Regions from separate parts of the Homo sapiens genome. Here regions 1 and 3 are each linked to region 2. The links are chromatin contacts, found by Hi-C or POLR2A ChIA-PET in ENCODE. All regions are on one chromosome and are shown on one strand. Each heading gives the region's core, a stretch centred on a gene start or an enhancer-like site at or near the end of the contact. The rest is flanking DNA. Distances are from core to core; before and after follow the strand shown. Region 1 has its middle 81 kb from the start of CTD-2154B17.1. Region 2 holds the start of CTNND2 (catenin delta 2). Region 3 overlaps DAP (death associated protein).

What was found. A loop is a pair of places that touch in the nucleus more often than their neighbours do. ChIA-PET counts read pairs that join two places held with the same protein, here RNA polymerase II (POLR2A). Pooled maps may share reads with other maps.
Region 1: a pooled map shows a loop between it and region 2 (2.2-fold over the local background). The contact joins the enhancer-like site here to the promoter of CTNND2 in region 2. A Hi-C loop is called at or near these places in 3 of 50 pooled maps.
Region 3: a map of posterior cingulate gyrus shows a loop between it and region 2 (4-fold over the local background). The contact joins the enhancer-like site here to the promoter of CTNND2 in region 2. A Hi-C loop is called at or near these places in 3 of 168 maps with a recorded cell type or tissue (dorsolateral prefrontal cortex and posterior cingulate gyrus) and 7 of 50 pooled maps. POLR2A ChIA-PET finds 5 or more read pairs at or near these places in 1 of 52 experiments (activated T-cell).

What each region holds. Positions count from the first base shown.
Region 1 is chr5:10,866,408-10,869,200 of GRCh38, reverse strand. No RefSeq gene overlaps it. Among named protein-coding and RNA genes, the nearest start is that of CTD-2154B17.1, 81 kb to the right of the region's middle. Within about 2 kb of position 1,405, at least 2 of the 41 ENCODE cell types and tissues checked have a DNase peak (open chromatin) inside an H3K27ac peak, as active enhancers do.
Region 2 is chr5:11,902,765-11,905,731 of GRCh38, reverse strand. CTNND2 (catenin delta 2) reads left to right here and starts at 1,286. Exons shown (of 22, transcript NM_001332.4): 1 at 1,286-1,915. The coding sequence starts at 1,879.
Region 3 is chr5:10,693,981-10,696,734 of GRCh38, reverse strand. The region is part of intron 2 of DAP (death associated protein); the gene reads left to right. Among named protein-coding and RNA genes, the nearest start is that of DAP-DT, 66 kb to the left of the region's middle. RefSeq lists a silencer at 1,388-1,447. Within about 2 kb of position 1,459, at least 4 of the 41 ENCODE cell types and tissues checked have a DNase peak (open chromatin) inside an H3K27ac peak, as active enhancers do.

The sequences.
Region 1 (2,793 bases), core at 156-2,655, 1.0 Mb after region 2:
CATTAAATCAAGCTGGGGCTGGCCTCGGCCACGTTCCACAGCGGCTGGGATGTTATGCACGTTGTGGAAGACTCCACAGAGAGACGAGGGGCTCGGGTGGATTCTACCTCCTGTTCTCTAAGGGCCAGTGCCAAAAAGATAAAATAACTGTCTCAGATGAGAAGTTTCTGATTTACTGCTATTTTTTTTCCTGTGTTCACAGAATGGAAAAAGCTGCTTTGAAGCCATTGTTTTTCATTGGGTTTAAGGAGTTGAGTTTATAAAACAAATAGCTCTGCGATAGTAAGCAATGTGCTAAGAGATGAAGCCCCAGGAAAGCTCCATTGGGCCAAATAAAAGCTTTGAATCCAGGGGAGTAAAGGCAGGGCATTTGTCATCCAGATTTAAGTAATCGACTTTCATTCGCCCCACCCACCTCCCCAGGTAGCAGGTGCACTCATCACACAGAATGTTATAAAGGGCGCTGGCAACAGCGGTAGGAGGAGGATGAACTGACCCAATAAAGTATTCCCAAGGCCTGTTGGGAAAGACAGTTGTAAATGGAAAACAATTACTGCTAATAGGGTAAAGCACTTGTAGTTTACAAAGTATTTTCACCGGCCGTATCCATTCGTTTGATCTTATATTTACAATTTCCAAACACACAACTCCCATGGTCCTTCTGGGAGTTCCTGTCCTGAAACGCATCCTCTGAGGCTGGGTTCTCCCAGGAGGCCCTGAGCAAGGACCCAGGCCCCGGGGATTTCCTGAGGATGTTCTCCCGCAGGGACAGAAAGAGGTGGGCAAAGCCAAGTAGGGAGGAGGAGAAGCCAGCAACAGTGCATTTTCAGGGGTGGTCACGGACTCAGCTTCAACCCAAGGGGCCCCTAGAGTATAGGTTGTGCCTTGGATTCTGTCCCACCCTTAGCGACGGAGACAATTGGCTTTTGAACCATGGGCAACTCTTGTGGGAGGCGAGGGTAACCTAAACATCCAGGCCCTTCCATCTCCTGCAAGAGAGTTAAGGTTGGTTCACAGATCCGGAAAAGGGCCCTGGAGAGGCACCAAGGCCCTCTGCTCCATGTGCCCCCCCCTCTCCGCACCTGCTCCACATACCTTGGCTGTCCTCCCTCATAGCACTCCTCTGTGAACCTGAGGAACTCCTGCTAGTACTTCAAAACCCCGTCCAGGTGTTAGTGACACATTCTTTGATTGCCAGTAACCCAAGCAAAAAACCTCTTCTTTGATGCTCTTCCTTTGACTGGAATATCCTTCGAAGAGCTGCACTTGTCGTTAAAATTTTAATGACTCGTTCCCCAAGGGCCACAGTGTTACTGGTGGAGGGTGTCCAGGTTCCCAAGAATTGGACAAAACACACAAAGCAAGGAAAGAATGAAGCAACAAACAGAGAGATGTGTTGAAAGTACACTCCACGGTGTGGGAGCGGGCCTGAGTATAGGGGCTCAAGAGCCCAGTTACAGAATTTTCTGGGGTTTAAATACTCTCTAGAGGTTTCCATTGGTTACTTGGTGTACGCCCTATGTAAATGAAGAGGATGAAGTAAAGTTACAAAGTCATTTACTTGGTGCACGCCCTATGTAAATGAAGAGGATATTTCCTGTCATAGCTGAAGCATTTCCACTTGATTTAGTTCTGGGAAGTCCTTAGGTTCCCTGCCTCCAGGCCCTCTTCTCCTAGTAAGCTTGATCCCAGGGAACAGACATTATTGTATTATCTTTATTGTAGTTGTATTATATAACTACTTTATGATAGTTGTACCTATTTGGGGAGTACATGTGATATATTGATACCTGTACACAGTGTGTAATGATCAAGTCAGGGTAATTGAGATATTCATCACTTCAAACATTTATCTTTTCTTTGTGTTGGGGACATTACAATTCTCTTCTAGCTCTTTTGAAATATACAATAGATTATTTCAACTACAATTTCTCTACGATTAAATACTACAACTTACTCTTTCTAATTGTATTTTTGTACCCATTAACCAACCTCTCCCAGATATTAATGCTTCTCTCTAAGACCTTAATTTTCCCCAGTGAGGCAATGGGGAAAGCGAGCCCCCTGGCTGCGGTTTACTGAGGTGGTGTTAAAAGACTCCCAGTGACAGCAAAGTTTGTTTGCCAAGTCATTCTTCTGAAGGGGACCATGTGAACAAATCCCTAAGAAAAGCTAATGCCAAGTACTCAGCATCACCCTTCAGAGCACAATACACGGTACTTCAAGAGTTTTAAAAAGAGAGTTCCTCAAAAACTCAAGCTGTTTTTATTTTCCTGGATACTTATGTAGTGATCATATCCATTGTGAGGTTGCCCTCGGGATGTTGGGATTTTCTAAGGAACGTAAAGTCCCCAAGATTAAAGCAATGTTGTAGTCAAGAAGTTTCTCTTACTTTCACCCCATATTTAGGTGTATATTTCACTGATGTTCCAAGTATAGAAACACATTTAGCAAATAATTTTGATCTTTGAAGAAGTTCTCTTTTCAACTTTATCAGGCAAGTTCACAGATGCATTTTACAAGGCAAATCGGGAAAAAAAAGGAGATCAATTCTACTGCCGAGAAGGAATCTAGGTCAATTTTATAGATTCACACTCAAATGAAATCCACACAAGAACAAAATTCAAGACATTGGTTAAAAGAAAAATCATACCAAGTACCAAGATAAGTTAAATTGCTATATATGTACAGTTCGATAAATTGAAAACATCCTAGATCTTTACCAAAATTAATTTCTCTGGCATCTTACAGAAGCATCTGTGGGCTTCCAGTAATTTGTACTTTTAAAAATCT
Region 2 (2,967 bases), core at 37-2,536:
AATATTCAAATCATTTAAGTTTGTTGGATAATCTCTTTCAACACAAAATAGAAGCACAATGTTACTGAGAATCGTAAGCACCAAATCCCTTTTATTACAATTTCCTGCATTCTGTCATGCTTATTTGTGTTTCAGAAACAAGCTCTGCGGGGGTGGGGGGGGTGGGGGGGGTGGAGGAGATCACAACCTCAGACAGTCTGCGGTGTTCAGGGTCATGCCCGTGGCATAATTAGGAGGAACATTCGACCTGGCCCCTGGGCAGGCTGTGCCCTGCTTGGCTTGGCTTGTGAATGCAGCAGACGTGAGCCCCGTCCTGACTGCTGCTGAATCAGAGGGACAGGGGCGAAGGCCCAGAGGCCTTCCTTGGCACATGTTTTGGGTTTCGTTTTTCAACAAGACTTTGAATACGGTGATTCCACTTGCTGTATTTCACAGCAGGCTACGCATGGGGAAGTCCCGATGGGGTCAAGGAGCAGTCAAGCCAGGAGGTGATATGGAAAACTGATTTGAACGTGAAGAAGGCAATGCGAGATGCACTGGAAGACTGTGGGGAAGGATCAGGGGAGTGGTTCACTTTGAAATAAGGAAGAAAAGGAGGAAGAGAAGGTGGCAGAGATGCAGCAGAAGATACCAAGAGAGGAGGACAAGGTGGCACAAGAAGGGGAGGAGAGAGAACTTAATCTGCTCAAGTTCCAGACTGGGCAAGGGTCTTTCTTGCAGGAAGTTTACAGACATTCCAGTTTCAAATCTGAAGTGATTTTGCCTAAGGAGAAACCCTCACTACCCGCCAAAAACATGCCATCTGAACAGGGAAGGTGATGGCAAGATTGGGCAGGTGCTGTGGAGAAGACCTCTGCTGGACTTCGTGCCTCCTTAGCTCTGGAATCACAGGATCTGCAAGAGCATCTACCTGCGCTCACCAGCACGTTCCGCCAGCCTCCCTCCCCCAACCCACCTGGCCACTCTAGGACCCCTCGCACCCTGGTCCTTTGTTGCAGGCTGACATCTGCCCCACCAGAGTCAACTGTCAGCGCCTTGCACGTGAATTAGGGAAGCGGAGTAACCTGGGGTTCCATCCCTTCCCGGGTCCCTTCCAGCTTTCGCCTAGCTCCGGAGCATCCACCCATCTCAGGTCCAGGGCGTGCGTTCCCAAGGATGCTCGGCCCTCTCCCAACCCGCGGCCTCCTCCCCTCTCTCCCGCGGCTGCCGCTGCTGCCGCGAAAACCAGGAGAAGTGGAACGCGCGCGGCGAAGCGCCGCTCTCGCGGCGGCACTGGGCATGCTCCGCACCCGGGGCCGGTTTCGGCGGCGGGGCGGACGCTCCCTCACTAGCCGGGCGCCCGGGCCGGCCGCCGAGGTTTAGGTGGAGGCTGAGGCTGCCGCGCGCCGCGGGAGGAGCCTCGCCCTCGGCGGCTGAGGCGGCGGCGGCACAGGTGGCGCGGGCCGCGCGCGGGGCGCAGCTCGGGAGCGCTCGGCGCCGGGCGCCGCGGCGGCCCCAGGCTCGCGCCCGCGGCGACAGCCGGCTGAGCGGAGCTGCGGGCGCGGCGGCTGCTCTCTCAGCCCGGCCGGCTGGCGGCGGCGCCCGGAGCCCCGAGGAGCCCGCAGGAGCCCGTGGAGCCCGCGGAGCCGGGCAGGGGGCGCTGCGCTCGCCGAGCTCGGAGGGGCCGCCGGGCCGGGCGCTGCGCACTCGCGTCGGGAGCCGCCTCTCGCCCGCGGCGCTCGCCCCTGCCGCCCGCCAGCATCCCTTGTCCCGCGGCCGCGCTCAGACAACAAAAGCGGAAGATGCTGCAGTTGGGCAAGGTCAGGACCTTGCCCTGAAGCCGGGCGGCGCCGCGCACGCCTCTTCCCGGACTGAGGAGCTGTCGCCGGCGGAGGGTGCATGTTTGCGAGGAAGCCGCCGGGCGCCGCGCCTTTGGGTGAGTTGCGGGGCTGGGCGGCCGGGGCCGGGCGCAGCCTCCTCCCGGCGCCGTCCTCCTCCTCTTGCCGCTGGTGGGGGTGGTCCTGGGCTCCCGGCCGGCAGGCGGCGGCGGCGGCTGCTGCGGGGTTTCTGCCTGCCTCGGGGAGGACCGCGATCGCGCCAGGTCCCCCTCGGAAGCCGCTGTGCCTGGAAGGGGGTCCGGGGTTAGTGCCTTTCTTGGAGCGGTTACCAAGTGGCTGCCCTGCGTGCTCCCCCTCCCTGCCACCCATCTCCCCGGGAGGAAGCGTATTTAGGGCAACACCGACAATGCTGCTCCCCGCCACCCTGAGAACATACTCGGTGCATTCATGACGTCCCTAATATACGGGAGGAGACGGGGTGGGGGTGGGGAGGACTTCCCTCCAGTCTTTTGCCCTTATGTTCAATGTCATTACGATGTTTGGCTAGAACAAAATGGAAAGACTTAGTCATATGCGTCCATGGCCGTGTCTTCAGGCTCCCGCGGCTTGCCAGACCCTGAGCCCCCTTGGTCTATATTTAGCGGCTTCCCAGCAAGCCTTTGCAGCCGGCTTCACAGGTTTCGGGGGCTTCTGCGTGCTGACAATAGACAGCCAGGCTCCAGAAAGCGCCGCCTGAAAGCCAGGTTTGGAAGGCTGTGCGTGTGTATGGGAGATGAGCGATGCAAAATTGGGGTGATCCGTAATTAATGGCTGAAAGCGAAGCTGCTTTTTTCTTTTTTTCCCGACCCTCATCTTATTCTGGTGTGTAGTGTGTTTTCTTCGATTGCCACTCGGCAGGTTGAGCCTCTGCTTTCAGAATTAAGTCACTAGAAAGGTGATGCAGCCTCCCTGGTGTTTGTGGTAGGAAAACAGACTTGGGAATTTTTGGGGTGTGTGTGTGTGTGTCACAAATAACAGTTACTTCCAAAATGCCCAAAGTTGTATTTTGCTGTAACCGTGGGGGTATGAAGGGTGTGGGAGATGAGAGATAGAGGGGCAGGTTGTGTTTCCAAGGTGTTTTTTTTTCTTTTCTTTTCTTGTGTGCCTCATT
Region 3 (2,754 bases), core at 210-2,709, 1.2 Mb after region 2:
AGAAATGAGAGAGAGAGAAAGGAAGTGTTATGCTTTAGAAGACAAAAAGCAATTTCTAGACTGTCTTTACATAGGAAACTAATTCATTACTTATTGCCACTAAACATGAGCTTGTCAGTGGAGGCCTATTCCAAGCACAGTGAATACATTATTTTCTTTAAACTCCCTATTCTACAAAGTAGGAATCATTCCCATCTTACAGATGGACACTGAGGCTTTGAGAGGCTGCTCATCTGAACTGAGATTCAACCCCAGAACCATCTATTTCCTAAGCCCAAGCCCTCAAACGTGCCATGACACTGCTTTTGTCTGTGGTTCTGAATCGCCTATGACTCCTGTGGAGATGGCAGCAGAATGTCTGGGATTTCTACACCAGGCTGAAGCCTCCCCCCCGCCACACCCCCTATTCCCTGGCTCACTTTCAGGAAGTGGTGCCTGGGCTGTGCCCCTCAGATGTGGTCGCTTCTGTATATGTGATGAATTTTGAGACTCTCAGTGGCCCAGGACCATCACTACGTATTAAATCCATAAGATGTGAGAAGGGTAATTAACACTTCCTGTTGTTATTTCCCCTTCTTTGCATCCAGGGAAAGGGGTACAATAGGGAAGAGCAGGAGGAGGGGGAGGGAAGATCCACACGCCAGAAACTGAAGTGGTCTGGAATGGGAAGAGTGCTGGGCACACAGGAGCTTTCTGGAGCTGTGTCTAGAGGGAAAATGAAGGTTCCCTCCTGTTTAAACCAGACTCCCAGTCTGTGGCTTTCACACTACATGCAGAGTGTGGAACACGTCATCTACTGATGAGCCCTATTCACCCAACACACTCAGAACTTGGGGGTTTAGCCTTTCCTAACTAAAAAAAAAAAAAAATCTCTGTGAAGTTTTGACATCTGGATCAACAATTAGCCAAATATCTGTGGGTGGAATGCTACCTGGAGAGAAATATTTCAGAACCCCCAAATGAGAGCATCCTTCCCACACAGACCCAGACCTGGCCCAGACCCAGAAGAACAGGTTGAGATGAAGTTTTGTCCTGAAATCACAGTGTCCTGGAAGCAGTAGTTCTGAGGAAGGGGCAGATTGCCGTCCCAGCCTCTTCACTGAAGGATTTGAAGGCTGATTCCAGTTGTATGAAAACAGCATCTCACTGCAAAGAAGGTGCTGTTAGACCAATGTGAACATGAGCTCAAGCATTCTCACCTAGAAAAGCACCTCTGGTTGTGCCCTTTTGAAAAATGTTATAAATTTCTTATGCCAAATTTAGAAGGAATTAGGTTCCAGATTATTTTCTCTCGGGTTTAGAATTGTGTTTACGACACTGAAGTTGAGTTTTATATGCCTTTGGTCAGACTCGTGACAATTAGCCACTCCTGGGGAGAAGGGGCACCCTCGTGCCCAGGTGCCAGCAGCCCTCGCCCGCAGTGCCTGGCCGGCTTCCATTTCTCCTTGAGGTGGCTGAGCTGGCCGGAGCGTTCGCGGGCTGAGAGGACCAGCAGTGCCATCTTGTGGAAATGTTGTCAGTGCTGAAGCCAGGCTGAAGGAGGGAGACAGCCTCGACTGTCACACTCTGAAGAATGATGTTATCCAGAAATGTCTGGGTGCAATCGAGTGAGACGTTTCCCTCTGCTCACCAGCCATGCTAATTATTATTTTGCTGTCCAGAAAATTAATAGCCCAAATAAATTAAGACCAAGCCAAGAAGGTATTTCAAGAACTAAAAATGGCAGGAACGGATTTGTTTTCCATCGACTTACTGGGAAATGTTTAAAAAGTCACCCCAGCTGGGAATATATTTTCTGTAAACTCTGGAAGCACAAAGCTATGGATTCTGAGCAGAGTCAAAACAAGAGTTTTGGAATTTGCTTCTAGGCTGCCCTGCAGGCTCTGTGCTTTCCTGAGGAGACTGCTTTTCCCGGTCAATGAGCGCATGTGCTGGGCCACAACCTATGTCACCCCCTTCATCAGTGCATGAGAAGAGCCCCCAGCCCCATTCACTTTGTATGGGCAGAAGCTGATCGAGGGTACCCTGTCCTCCCACTGCAGTGCTCTAGTGTCGTGTCCTCTCTGTTACACAAGTGCTAAGCACACACTGTGACTACCTTTCATCAGCACACAGTGGGTGAGGCCCAAGGGCCTCTTCTTCTGCACTGACAGAGGGTTTGATTTGAGGTGCGGCCCAGTTCTCAAGGTCATTACCCTGGAAAAGCAGTCTCTTTGCCCACCCTCCTCAGGAAAGCACAGAGCCCGCCAGGCAGCCTAGAAGCAAATTTGGAAACTGTGTTTCGACCCTGTTTAGAATCTGTTGCTTTCTGCTGTGTGTATGTGCGTGTGTGTGTGTGTGTGTGTGTATGCACATATATAGAGTCACCTAAGAAGGTAGGGTCTGTTGCTGTCCAGTTTTATAGACAAGGAAACTAAGCCTCAGAAAAGTCAACCACCAGCTCACCAGCTTGTCCCTGGCAGAGTCAGGATTTGAACCCGGATCATCCAACACTCTAGCCCACACTCATGGTGTCCATTTGCCACGGTCCCTCCTTTGCGTGGTTCTGAATCGTCTCTGGCCCTGTCGGCTGCCTCGAATCTGTTAAATGGTTTGAAGCCTCCCCTGCATTTTGTTCCCGAGACTGAGGAACAGAGTCGTCTGAGATGGTGGAGATCTCAGACGACCCGACTGAAGAGCACAGCCCTTGCGCTTCCTCCCGGGCTCCACCCCCAGGACCCCAAGCAAGGTTCCAGCCTCTCTGAGGCACCATTT